Regions from separate parts of the Homo sapiens genome. Here region 1 is linked to region 2. The links are chromatin contacts, found by Hi-C or POLR2A ChIA-PET in ENCODE. All regions are on one chromosome and are shown on one strand. The core of a region is the stretch at or near the end of the contact, and the rest is flanking DNA. Distances in the headings are between cores, read along the strand shown. Region 1 has its middle 30 kb from the start of ANKDD1A. Region 2 holds the start of PCLAF (PCNA clamp associated factor).

The links. A loop is a pair of places that touch in the nucleus more often than their neighbours do. ChIA-PET counts read pairs that join two places held with the same protein, here RNA polymerase II (POLR2A). Pooled maps may share reads with other maps.
Region 1: a pooled map shows a loop between it and region 2 (3-fold over the local background). The contact joins the enhancer-like site here to the promoter of PCLAF in region 2. A Hi-C loop is called at or near these places in 1 of 168 maps with a recorded cell type or tissue (naive thymus-derived CD4-positive, alpha-beta T cell), 10 of 37 single-sample maps with no recorded cell type and 12 of 50 pooled maps. POLR2A ChIA-PET finds 5 or more read pairs at or near these places in 11 of 52 experiments (CD4-positive, alpha-beta T cell, CD4-positive, alpha-beta memory T cell, CD8-positive, alpha-beta T cell and 7 more).

The regions. Positions count from the first base shown.
Region 1 is chr15:64,878,306-64,884,560 of GRCh38, forward strand. No RefSeq gene overlaps it. Among named protein-coding and RNA genes, the nearest start is that of ANKDD1A, 30 kb to the right of the region's middle. RefSeq lists an enhancer at 5,753-5,972. Within about 2 kb of position 4,051, at least 20 of the 41 ENCODE cell types and tissues checked have a DNase peak (open chromatin) inside an H3K27ac peak, as active enhancers do; they include CD4-positive, alpha-beta T cell and CD8-positive, alpha-beta T cell, where a contact is called at or near this core.
Region 2 is chr15:64,379,919-64,386,135 of GRCh38, forward strand. PCLAF (PCNA clamp associated factor) reads right to left here and starts at 1,523. Exons shown (of 4, transcript NM_014736.6): 1 at 1,408-1,523; 2 at 1,040-1,120. The coding sequence starts at 1,453. RefSeq lists an enhancer at 1,184-1,694.

The DNA.
Region 1 (6,255 bases), core at 2,801-5,300, 500 kb after region 2:
ATAGGATCACGCATGCGTGGCACCTGGACGATGCCCACCCAGTACCCACGGGAGGCCCTCAGGAAGCAGTGGCTGTTACTATCATTGTATCATCACTCTGTCTCTCAGAAGAGCCTTTTCCTTTCTTTCTTTCTTTCTTTTTTTTTTTTTTGAGATGGAGTTTTGCTCTTGTTGCCCAGGCTGGAGCACAACGTTGCGATCTTGGCTCACTGCAACCTCGGCCTCCCAGGTTCAAGCGATTCTCCTACCTCAGCCTCCTGAGCAAGGAGAGCCTTTTTACTCTTTTTCAGAAAGTCCTCCCTACAGCCACCTCTTTCTGTAGCTCTGACCAAAGAAAGTCTAAGGTGAAGGGACCCCAGTAACCTACACTTTACAGGTGGAGAGGCAAGAGAAGGGACTTGCCCAAGGCCACCTGGGGTGCCTGTGGCAGGGCATCAACAAGCTCGGGTCACTGCAGCATTCTTCTCCCCACCCTCTTCCCATTCAGGAAAGAAGGCCAGTCCTGTCATTTGTGCTGTTGTCTCAGACACCAAAAGGCTGTTTTCCTTCTGTCCAGCTCAGCATCGATGCCTGGAATCAGGAAGCAGGGTGATGGAAAGTGTCCTGTCTGACGTCTTCCTGCGGAGGGGGGACGGCATCCTCACAGGCTGGGCTTCCTGAAATACAGCTGTGGCAGCAGCTTCAGGATTTGGCAGAACATTTAACATTATTATTATCATTATTTTTGAGACAGAGTCTCACTCTGTTGCCCAGGCTGGAGTGCAGTGGCGCAGTCTCGGCTCACTGCAACCTCCGCCTCCCGGGTTCAAGCGAGTCTCCTGCCTCAGGCTCCCAAGTAGCTGGGATTACAGGTGCGTGTCACCACGCCCGGCTAATTTTTGTGTTTTTAGTAGAGACTGGGTTTCGCCATGTTGACCAGGCTGGTCTTGAACCAGCGATCTACACACCTTGGCCTCCCAAAGTGCAGAGATTACAGGTGTGAGTAACTTCGCCCAACCAACAATTGGATACTTTTCAGTACTATTTGAATTATTATTATTTGCCATACACATAAGTTAAATCTATTAATAAAATAGTCAGGCCAGGCGCGGTGGCTCACGTCTGTAATCCACCTGACCTCAGGTGATCCACCCACCCTCGGCCTCCCAAAGTGCTGGGATTATAGGCGTGAGCCACTGTGCCTGGCCTAACATTATTTTTTAAAAGACCGAGTATTGGGAATAAGGTGAGGAGGGAGGAGAGATGGGGTAGATGAAAGGAAACAAACTTTTCCAGCAGAGAATAACTAGAGTTACTCTAGAAATGCTAAATAAAAAAATAGAGCATGAGTGTGTTATTTACAGTCAGGGAGAGGATTCACAGCAGTGAAAAATTATTCACTTTTTTTTTTTTTTTTTTTTTTTTTTTAGTTTCCTACACTACATGGATATAAAAATCATTCACTATTAACATAGTTACTTCTGGGTAGTGGTTCTGGAGGTAGGATAATTTAATTTTTAATTGGATACTTTTCTTTCTTCTTTTCTTTTTTCTTTGAGAAAAGGTATCTGTTGCCCAGGCTGGAGTGCAGTGCACCATCACTGCTCACTGCAGCCTCCACTTCCCAGGCTCAATCGATCCTCCCACCTTAGCCTCCTGAGTAGCTGGGACAATAGGCAAATGCCACCACATTCATCTAATTTATTGTATTTTTTGTAGAGATGGAGTCTCTATAAAAGTTGCCCAGGCTGGTCTTAAACTCTTGAGCTCAAGCGATCTACCCACCTTGGCCTCCCAAAGTGCAGAGATTACAGGTGTGAGTGACTTCGCCCAACCAACAATTGGATACTTTTCAGTACTATCTGAATTATTATTATTTGCCATACACATAAGTTACATCTATTAATAAAATAGTCAGGCCAGGCGCGGTGGCTCATGCCTGTAATCCAGCTACTTGGGAGGCTGAGGCAGGAGAATCACTTGAACCCGGGAGGCAGAGGTTATAGTGAGCCAAGATCGCGCCATTGCACTCCAGCCTAGGCAACAAGAGCGAAACTCCGTCTCAAATAAACAAATAAATAGGCCGGGCGCGGTGGCTCACGCCTGTAATCCCAGCACTTTGGGAGGCCGAGGCAGGCAGATCATGAGGTCAGAAGATCAAGACCATCCTGGCTAACATGGTGAAACCCCATCTCTACTAAAAATACAAAAAATTAGCCGGGCGTGGTGATGGGTACCTGTAGTCCCAGCTACTTGGGAGGCTGAGGCAGGAGAATGGCGTGAACCTGGGAGGCGGAGCTTGCAGTGAGCCGAGATCGTGCCACTGCACTCCAGCCTGGGCAACAGAGCGAGACTCCGTCTCAAAAAATAAATAAATAAACAAATAAATAAATAAAAATAGTGCTGAGCTCGGAGGCAGGTGGGAACTACTTTTGTCTCTAGACTCATTGAATGTGACCCAGGTAGTCCTTGGTCAGTCTAATAGGGAATTCTGTGTCAGTCAAATTTCAGCTAGACCCTCCTCCTGTCCCCTCAAGACCCAGTTAAGATTGGCTCCAGAAAATTTTTAAAAAGTGGCCCTAGACTATTCAATAAATAGAGTTAGAAATTTGGTTACCCGTTCGAAAAAGAAAAAAGAAATCTTTACCTCACACTATCCACAAAAAATCAACTCTAGATGGATCAATAACTCAAAAAGTTAAAGTTAAAACCTTTAGGCCAGGCACAGTGGCCTATACCTGTAATCCCAGAACTTTGGGAGGCCAAAGTGGGAGGATCATTTGAAGCCAGGAATTCAAGACCAGCCTGGGTAACACAGCAAAACGTCATCTCTACAAGAAATACAAAAATTAGCTGGGCGTGATGGCACGTGCTTGTGGTTCCAGCTACTCGGGAGGCTGAGGGAGGATCACTTGAGCCCGGAAAGTCGAGGCTGCACTCAGCCATGATTGTGCCATCGTACTCCAGCCTGGGTGACAGAGCGAGTCCCTGTGTCAAAAAAAAAAAAAAAAGCCCCCAAACCCAGGCATGGTGGTTTGAGCCTGCAGTCCTAGCTACTCGAAAAGGTAAGGCAGGAGGATCACTTGAGTCTGAGAGTTCGAGGCTACAGTGAGCTATGATCTCACCACTGTACTCCTGCCTACGTGACAGAGCAAACTCTTTACAAATCAATTAACAAAAAGCTAAAAATTATAATAGGAAAATTAACAAAAGATATGAATAGGCATTTCACTGAAGAGAAAACATGTCTGGCTAATAAACATGAAGACATGTTTAACTTCCTTAACATTCAGAGAAATGCAGATAAGCCCCATAGTGAATATCATTTTACATCCATTGGTTGGCAAAAGTTAAACACTTTGGGATGGGTGCAGTGGCTCACGCCTGTAATCCCAGCACTTTGGGAGGCCGAGGCAGGTGGGTCACCTGAGGTCAGGAGTTTGAGACCAGCCTGGCCAACATGGTGAAACCCTGTCTTTACTAAAAATACAAAAATTAGCCGGGCATGGTGGTGTGCACCTGTAATCCCAGCTACTCAGGAGGCTGAGGCAGGAGAATAGCTTGAACCCGGGAGGGAGAGGTTGCAGTAGGCTGAGATCGTGCCATTGCACTCCAGCCTGGGTGAGAAGAGCAAAAATCTGTCTCAAAAAAAAAAAAGTTAAACACTTTGACAGTACAAAGGGGACAAAGGATATGGACCATGAGCTCTCTTTTGCTCAGTTTTTGGGAGTAAAAATTGGCACAACTACTTTAGAAAACAATTTGACATGTTCATGTCAAGCTGAACGTATATCTAACTAGAGTGGTTGAGTGACTTGCCCAAGGTTATAGCTAGTGCATTTCAGAGCTGGGATTTGAACCAAACTGACTGGCACCAAAGAAGGGCAAAGGACACTGATGAAACACTCCCAGACACTGGGGCAACGGCTGGCCAGGGCTGGAATATTCTGTGACCCCCACAGGGGAAAACTAAGTGAAATATCTGAAAACATCACAAACATAGACACACTATCACAGCCTCACAGGCAGAAAGGGAACTTACCAGGCATCTGGCCCTGACACAGCATGAGCTCTGGAATGATGATTGCGGGTACACTGCCCTCCCTCCCTTCGTTTAGCCACTGTGCAGAGTGAACACCCACAGGTCTCAGCATGTGACTCTCTTCTGCAAGAGTCAGCCCAGTGGGGAGACAGACACTCCGGAAACCTAGATATGTGCTGGGCTGGGTGGCAGTGCCACAGCTGGGCACTTTACTCCCCAACATAAATGTAGGCATTTCTGTGTCTTGTGAGCCCATGAATCCTCATAAGACCCTGTTGAGTTGGGAATTACTGCAGAGCTGTAACAGACAGAAAACCTAGGCCCACAGACAGCCAGTGACCTCCCATGGGCACACAGTTTGGGTGTGGCAGAGCGCGGTATGGAATCCAAGCCTTCTGGTGCTAAACCCTGCAGGATTCTGGCAGGTCACACTCCAGGCTCCCAAGCCAAGCAAGCGTTTGAAAATGCCTTCCCATGTCCAGTCGCGGTGGCTCACACCTGTAATCCCAGCACTTTGGGAGGCCAAGATGGGTGGATCACTTGAGGTCAGGAGTTGGAGAACAGCCTGGCCAACATGGTGAAACCCCGTCTCTACTAAAAGTACAAAAAAAATGAGCTGGGCGTGGTGGCACGTGACTGTGATCCCAGCTACTCAGGAGGCTGAGGCATGAGAATTGCTTGAACCCAGGAGGCAGAGGTTGCAGTGAGCCGAGATCATGCCACTGCACTCCAGCCTAGGTGACAGAGTGAGACCCTATCTCAAAAAAAAAAAACAAAAAAAAAACGAAAATGCCCCTCTGTGAGCCACAGGCTCTGCCCCTGCAGTGGGCTATCTACCTGTCCTAGCTTGCTTTCTTCCTCAGAAACAGATGTTTCATCCTCCTACCATTCTCTTGACTGACTCCACAATTGTGGCTAAGACAAACTGGGTGAATCACATCTAAAGCAGAAGCAAGTCTGCATGAACCCCAACACTTCCCCAGTCAATTTCCTGTGTTAGGTTCAGAGGGGTCATTTCAAACTCTCAGCATGTTCAAGACGAGACTGCCTATAAGGCCACGTCTTGGGACATGGTTTAGGGGAGGAGGTAGGAATATGTGGCAGGGCCCTCTGGCTATACGGATCTCCCTATCTGCTGGAAACTCCACCACTAAAACCATTCCTTTGTATCATTTCCCCAGAGGGATCTTGATAATTGTGAAACGCCAAACAACTTGCCAGCCATGAGTCCCAAATCACAGCTATGAAAGTGCTTTACAGTTTATAAAGTGATTTCACAGCGAAAAATGGGTTTGCTCCTCATAACAACTATGAAAGTTAGGGCAGCAATTTAAATGTGTCCATGGAATAGATGAGGACACTGAGTGAGGCCCTGAGAGGCAGAGGAATTCCTCTGCCAATCAGAGCCCACACTTGAATACAGGTCTTTCTACTCCACATTGCATGTACCCCTGATAACTGGGAGTTGCCTTGGGAGCAGATGCTGATGGGACACAAAACAGGCAGATTTTGATAAGAAGGCAGATGATGAGGTGGAAAGGCTCTGAAGAAAGAGGTGGATGGCAGAGCTTGGCTAGAGGGGAGCAGGACTCCCCAGGGAATCGAGGATCTGGGCAGGGGAAAGGGTAGCCTGGAAGCAGGGAGAGGTGGAGGATGAGCTCTGGGAGCCAGAACCTGAATTCTGTTCCGGCCCTGTTCTGAAGCCTGAGGGGCTGGAGTGGACTTCTCCTCTAGGATCTGTCTGCCCTGTCTGCTCTGAGGACCTGCCAGCTCTCCTGGGAGGCGCTCAGGGCATCTTGTGAGCCTGTCAGCACTGACCTTGTCACGCGGCTCATGACTGCTCCTCATCCGACCTCAGATGAGTCAAGAGGGGAAGCAGGCGCAAAGGGCTTCCAGGGGATTCCCGGGATGCAGGCAGCTTGGGGCCCTAGGGGAAAGAGCCTGGGGCTCTTCAAGGCTGGGCTATGAAGCCACCCTCCTCCCAGGGTTGAGGGGCAGTCAAAATATCCCCAAACCTAATGTGATTTCTCACCTGCCAAGTGGCAGCAGTGTGGCATCGGGGCATAAAAGCTGCTAACAGTGGGGAAAGGCCTGGCCCAGTGCCAAGCAGGCTGTGGGCGTCCCTAGAAGAATGAGCAGCGCAACTACAGCAGGAGTCCCAGGCCCTGGGCAGAGAGACACCCCTTTATCGAGACCTACTACCTGCCAGGCACTTTATTTATTGGTAAATTTAA
Region 2 (6,217 bases), core at 273-2,772:
GAGTAAGGAAGAAAGGAAAAACAAGCAAACAAAAACAAAAACATTTTTATTAAAGTTTAGTAGACATTGCAATGAGCACTCAGCACTGTTAACGATTGTTCAAACCCTTAATCTACTAAGGGGGCTTTTAAATAGCCTCTAACAATATTTAAATAGCCTCTGTTATTATTAAGAAAAATAATAGCTGGGCGTGGTGGATCACGTCTGTGTTCCCATCACTTTGGGAAGCTGAGGCAGGCAGATCATGAGGTCAGGAGTTTGAGATCAGTCTGGCCAACATAGTGAAACCCCATCTCTACTAAAAATACAAAAAAATTAGCTGGGTGTGGTGGCGTGCACCTGTAATCCCAGCTACTCAGGAGGCAGAGGCAGGAGAATCGTGTGAACCCGAGAGGCGGAGGTTGCAGTGAACCAAGATCACACCGTTGCACTGCAGCCTGGGCAACAGTGCAAGACTCTGTCTCAAAAAAAGAAAGAGAAAGAAAAAGGAAAATACTAAACCAAAAAACAAAAATTGATAGGCTGGCTGTGGTGGCTCATGCCTGTAATCCCAGTAGGAGGATTGTTTGAGCCCAGGAGTTTGAGACCAGCTTAGGCAACATAGTGAGACCCCCATCTCTACAAAAAATAGAAAAAAAAGCCCGGCGTGGTGGCATGTACCTGTAGCCCCAGCTACTTTGGAGGCTGAGGTGGGAGGATTGCTTAAGCCCCATAAGTGGAGGATGTAGTGACCAGTGATTGCACCACTGCACTCCAACCTGAGCAACAAAGAGAGGCCCTGTCTAAAAAAAGAAAAGAAAAGAAAAATAGGCTTGAAGATAAGGTGTGTCGGTCCTTAACTCCAAGGCTTGAAATTCCCTTCCATGAGACCTCCCCCCCACCTCTACCCTAGCCGGCCAAAAGGCCCAGCCTCTCTTATTATATCACAGGGCAAGGAAGAAATTCGGGCGTGAGTACCTCAAGAAAAAGAAATTCATGGCAAGCCAGGGGCTTGCAGGTGCCAGGACTGATCCCCTAACTTTAGGAGGGCTCTTCTTACCTTTCCTCGATGAAACTGATGTCGAATTAGTGGCAGAGGTGGAAGAACCAAGCACCTTTCTGGGGGCTCGAGCAGCCACCACTGTGAAGAGAGGCAAAAAAGGGTGTTCAGAAGGGGCAGGAGGGTTCCGACACCGAGTCCTGGACCCCAGCAGCTTGGAGAGGAGAGCCTGGCGATCCAGAACAGCAGGATAACCTTACCCTGCCCCTGCGACTTCCTCTTCTAGGTAAAGGGGCCAGGCGGCTACTCCCTGGCTAGCTAGATGAGTTTGGCGCACAGGGCCCAGGGGGACCTCTGGCGTCTGTCGCCCGTGGCCAGGCTGCCGGGAGGACCCCCCCGCCCTCCAGTACCACACTCGATCGCCTCACCTTTTCTGTAAGTGCCTGGAACACTGTCTGCTTTAGTCCGCACCATGTTCAAACAAGAAGAGAGGAGAGGAGAGAACGAACTGACTTCCCAGCCGAGGGTGTTTCACTGGACAAGGACCCGAAAACTATCCCGCCACAGTTTATATTGGTCTCTTTCCCGCGCGCTCCAAGGTCTCTCCCGAGCCACCGCTCCCATTGGTTCCGCGCCGTTCCCCCTGAACCAATTGCCAATGCCCAGTGGTGACAGCGGCGAGGCTTCTTGCAGCGCGAATCCGTCCATCAACACGCAAAGGCCTAGGATTCGTAGGCGCCCCAGGTGGGCGGTACCAGGACTCTCCAGGGGTACCCGACTAGTGGGTGCTAAGTTTCTGAACTACAGAAATGAGCCTGCTTAGAAAAGAAAACCTAGCAAAGACAGCGAATTACAAACGATCTTCAAAAGTTACTATAGCTTTAAGTCCATAATGATTGACTCCTGGAGGTGAAACCTGAAATTAAGCGGACTTTTTGATGCAAATCAAAATTAAAAGAACTTGAGAACTTTCCTTTAGTCCCCCAGGCATGAACTCTTTGTACAGCATCCATACTAAAACAATTCTATGGAATGGGGAAAAGGAAGCTAATACAACTTGTTTACAAGGGTTTTTTTAAATGTCTTTAGGATGATGTGAGACTAAACAAAAACTAGGGGGATTGTATATACATACACACATAAAAAGAAACTAATAAAACGTCTTCTTGAGAACCGAATGGTGTCAGAGCTCCTAAATAATCTGCCAAATCTGCCAGGAGCGGGGACTCATGGCTGTAATCCCAGCACTTTGAGAGGCCGAGGCGGGCAGATCGCTTGACCCCAGGAGGTCGAGACCAGCCTGACCAACACGGTGAAACCCGTCTCTACAAAAAATATACAAAAATTAGCCGGGTGCAGTGGCATGTTCCTGTAATCCCAACTACTCGGGAGGCTGAGGTGGGAGGATGGCTTGAGTTCAGGAGACGGGAGATTGCTTGTGCCTAGGAGGGAGAGGTTGCAGTGAGCCATAATCACACCATGCACTCCAGCCTGGGCGACAGAGCGAGATCCTGTCTCAAAAAAAAAAAAGAAAGAAAGAAAGAAAAGAAAAGAAAGAAAGAAAAGAAAAGAAAAAAGAAAAGAAAGGCAAGGCAAGGCAAGGAAATGAAATGAAACGAAACGAAACGAAAAGACCCTGCCAAATGTGGTAAGACCACATCGCTGTCACACAGTGAGCATAACTCTAGGATAAAGGGTCATAATTTTTTTCTATCTTTATGCTTACCTTCTAATTACTCACAACACCCCTGGGGAGTGATTTTCACTCTCTAAATACCATACATAAAACAGAATCGGTCAGGCATGGTGGCTCACACCTGTAATCCTAGCACTTTGGGAGGCCGAGGCAGGCAGATTGCCTGAGCTCAGGAGTTCGAGACCAGCGTGGGCAACATGGTGAAACCCAGTCTCTACTAAAATAAAAATAAAAATAAAAAATAAAAAATTAGCTGGGAGTGGCGGCATGTGCCTGTAGTCCCAGCTACTCTGGAGGCTGAGGCAGGAGAATTCCTTGAACCCGGGAGGCGGAGGTTGCAGTGAGCCGAGATCACGCTACTGCACTCCAGCCTGGGCGACAGGGCGAGTCTCCGTCTCTAAAAACAACAACAAAAAACAGGATCAGATGAACTTGCTTTGGGATGTATTCTGTTAAATGCTCACTTGAAAGGCTACTCTAGAAGTGTAAACACAGCATTAATTCTCTCCAATGAATTGCTCGAACTTAGAATTAGGCTACTCAGTACTTTAACAGAATCAACAACTGCACTCTGTAACACAGATTTAAGGAATCTAGGCAACAGGTTAAATTAACACAATAATAGAAAATGTATTGGCAATTACCTGTAGTTTTGTCTTAACCTTGGTATCTAAGGTTACAGCCAAATCAACCGGAAAAATCCACAAGACCCAGGGCATTCCTTTGTTTTTTGTCCTCATGGCCCATCTCATTGCACAGTGGTTTTTTTGTGTGTGTGTTTTTTTTTTTTTGAGATGGAGTCTCACTTCTTCGCCCAGGTTGGAATGCAGTGGCGTGTTCTCGGCTCACTGCAATCTCCGCCTCCCGGGTTCAAGCAATTCTCCTGCCTCAGCCTCCCACGTAGCTGGGATTACAGACACGTGCCAAAACACTCGGCTAATTTTTGTATTTTCAGTAGAGACAGGGTTTCACCATGTTGGCCAGGCTGGTCTCAAACTCCTGACCTCAAGTGATCTGCCTGCCTCAGCCTCCCAAAGTGCTGGGATTACAAGTGTAAGCCACCACACCTGGCCAGCACAGTGGTTCTTAAATGCCATTATTTCCTTTCCAGTTTAAGTGGCTTCTACATAGGTCTGAATTACTTAATTTGAACTTATATTCCAGATTCCTGCAGAAAGAATAAGATAGTCTTTTCTCCTTGCCCACCTGCCAAGCAAGTTGCCAGAAAGAGTATCAAATATATATTTCCACCCGGGGCAGTCTACATATTACTATAGTTGTGTGTTTGTTTTTGTTTGCATGTTTGTCATTTTAACACCAACGATGATAATGAAGAATGCATGCTAGAGAAAAAAAAAAAGTGCTGATGCCTAGTAAAAGTTCTTCATTGAAATGTTTGCTTTGCAGAAGCAATTAAACACAATTTTTATAATGAAATAAAACACAGAGAGTGGTGTGGAGTGAACCTGAAAATTTCAAAGGCCTAGGGCATTAAGAAAAGTTACAGTATGTATCAATACAATTTCTGCCTAAATTTATTTATTTTATTTATTAATTTTGAGACAGAGTCTCACTCTGTCATCCAGGCTGGAATGCAGTGGCACGATCTCAGCTCAATGCAACCTCTGTCTCCCGGTTCAAGCAATTCTCATGCCTCAGCCGCCCATGTAGCTGGGATTACAGGTATGTGCCACCACATCCAGCTAACTTTTGTATTTTCAGTAGAGACAGGGTTTTACCATGCTGGCCAGGCTGGTCTTGAACTCCTGACCTCAGGTGATCTGCCTGCCTCGGCCTCCCAAAGTGCTGGGATTACAGGTGTGAGCCACTGCAACTGGCCTGCCTACATTTATACCAAAGAAAATCTTGGCCGGCGCAGTGGCTCATGCTTATAATCCCAGCAATTTGGGAGGCAGAGGCAGGTAGATCAACTGAGGTCAGGAGTTCGAGACCAGCCTGGCCAAAATGGTGAAACCCCATCTCTACAAAAATACAAAAACTAGCCAGGCATGATGGCTGGTGCCTGTAATCCCAGCTACTTGGGAGGCTGAGGCAGGAGAATCACTGGAACCTGGGAGGTGGAGGTTGCAGTGAGCCCAGATCATGCCATTGCACTCCAGCCTGGGTGATGGAGCAAGAATGTCTAAAAAAAAAAAAAAAAGAAAAGAAAAGAAAAAAGAGATCTTTAAGTCTTGCTAAATGGGTGTGCTTGCATTGCTCAGGCAGAAATGTAATTTAACAAATGACAGTAATAATAAATTGCATTATAATTACATCATAATTAACATATGACTTATGAGAAAAGAATGCCTTTTTCTTTTTTTGAGACAGGGTCTCACTCTGTCACGCAGGCTAGAGTGCAGTGGTGTGATCACAGTTTACTGCAGCCTCGCCTCCTGAGCTCAGGTGATCCTCTTCCAAGTAGCTGGGAACACAGGAGCTTGCCACCACACCTAGCTAATTTTTAGGTTTTTTTTGTAGAGACAGGGTCTCCTGATATTGCCCAGACTGGTCTCGAATTTCCGAGTTCAACCAATCCTCCCACCTCAGCCTCCCAAAATGCTGAGATTACCGGTGTGGGCTACGGTACCCAGCCACCTATGTTATTCTGGAGGACGTACTTATCATAACATGTATGACATACTAAATTATATTATATGAAAAAACTTAAGTCATAGTCTCTGCCTTCAAGCACTTAATGTTTTAGTTATGGAGACTGTTATGGTTAATTTTAGGTGTCAACTTGACCAGATTAAGAAATACCTAGAGGGCTTGTAATCCCAGCACTTTGGGAGGCCGAGGCGGGAGGATCACCTAAAGTCGGGAGTTTGAGACCAGCCTGACCAACATGGAGAAACCCCATCTCTACTACAAATACAAAATTAGCCGCGCATGGTGGCACATGCCTGTAATCCCAGCTACTCGGGAAGCTAAGGCAGGAAAATCGCTTGAACCCGGGAGGCGGAGGTTGTGGTGAGCCAAGATTGCACTATTGCACTCCAGCCTGGGCAACAAGAGGAAACTCCATCTCAAAAAAAGAAAAAGAAAAAAAAAAGAAAAAGAAAAAGAAATACCTAGATAACTTGTAAAGCATTGCTTCTGGGTGCCTTTGAGGGTATTTCCAAAGGAGACTGGCATGTGAGTCAGTGGACTGAGTGGGGCAGATCTGCTCTCAATGTGAGCGGGCACCATCCAATTAACCAAGGACCCAGAACAAAAAAGGTGAGAAAAAATATTTCTTCCTTCTGGAGCTGAGACACTCTTCTCAGACTTCTGCTCCCAGACATCAGAACTCCAGGCCCTCCACCTTGAGACTTGAAGATTTCACAACTTGGACTGAGCCAGCTACCAGCATTCCAGGGTCTCCTGCTTGCAGATGGCCTGTCATGGGTCTTTTCAGTCTCCATAATTTCCTGAGCCAATTCCCTAATAAATCTCCTCATAGATCTGTATCTATATCTATCTGTTATCTATCCTATTGGTTCTGTCTCTGGAGAACCCTAACACAGGGACTGAATAAATAAACAGGTAAATGACTTTGA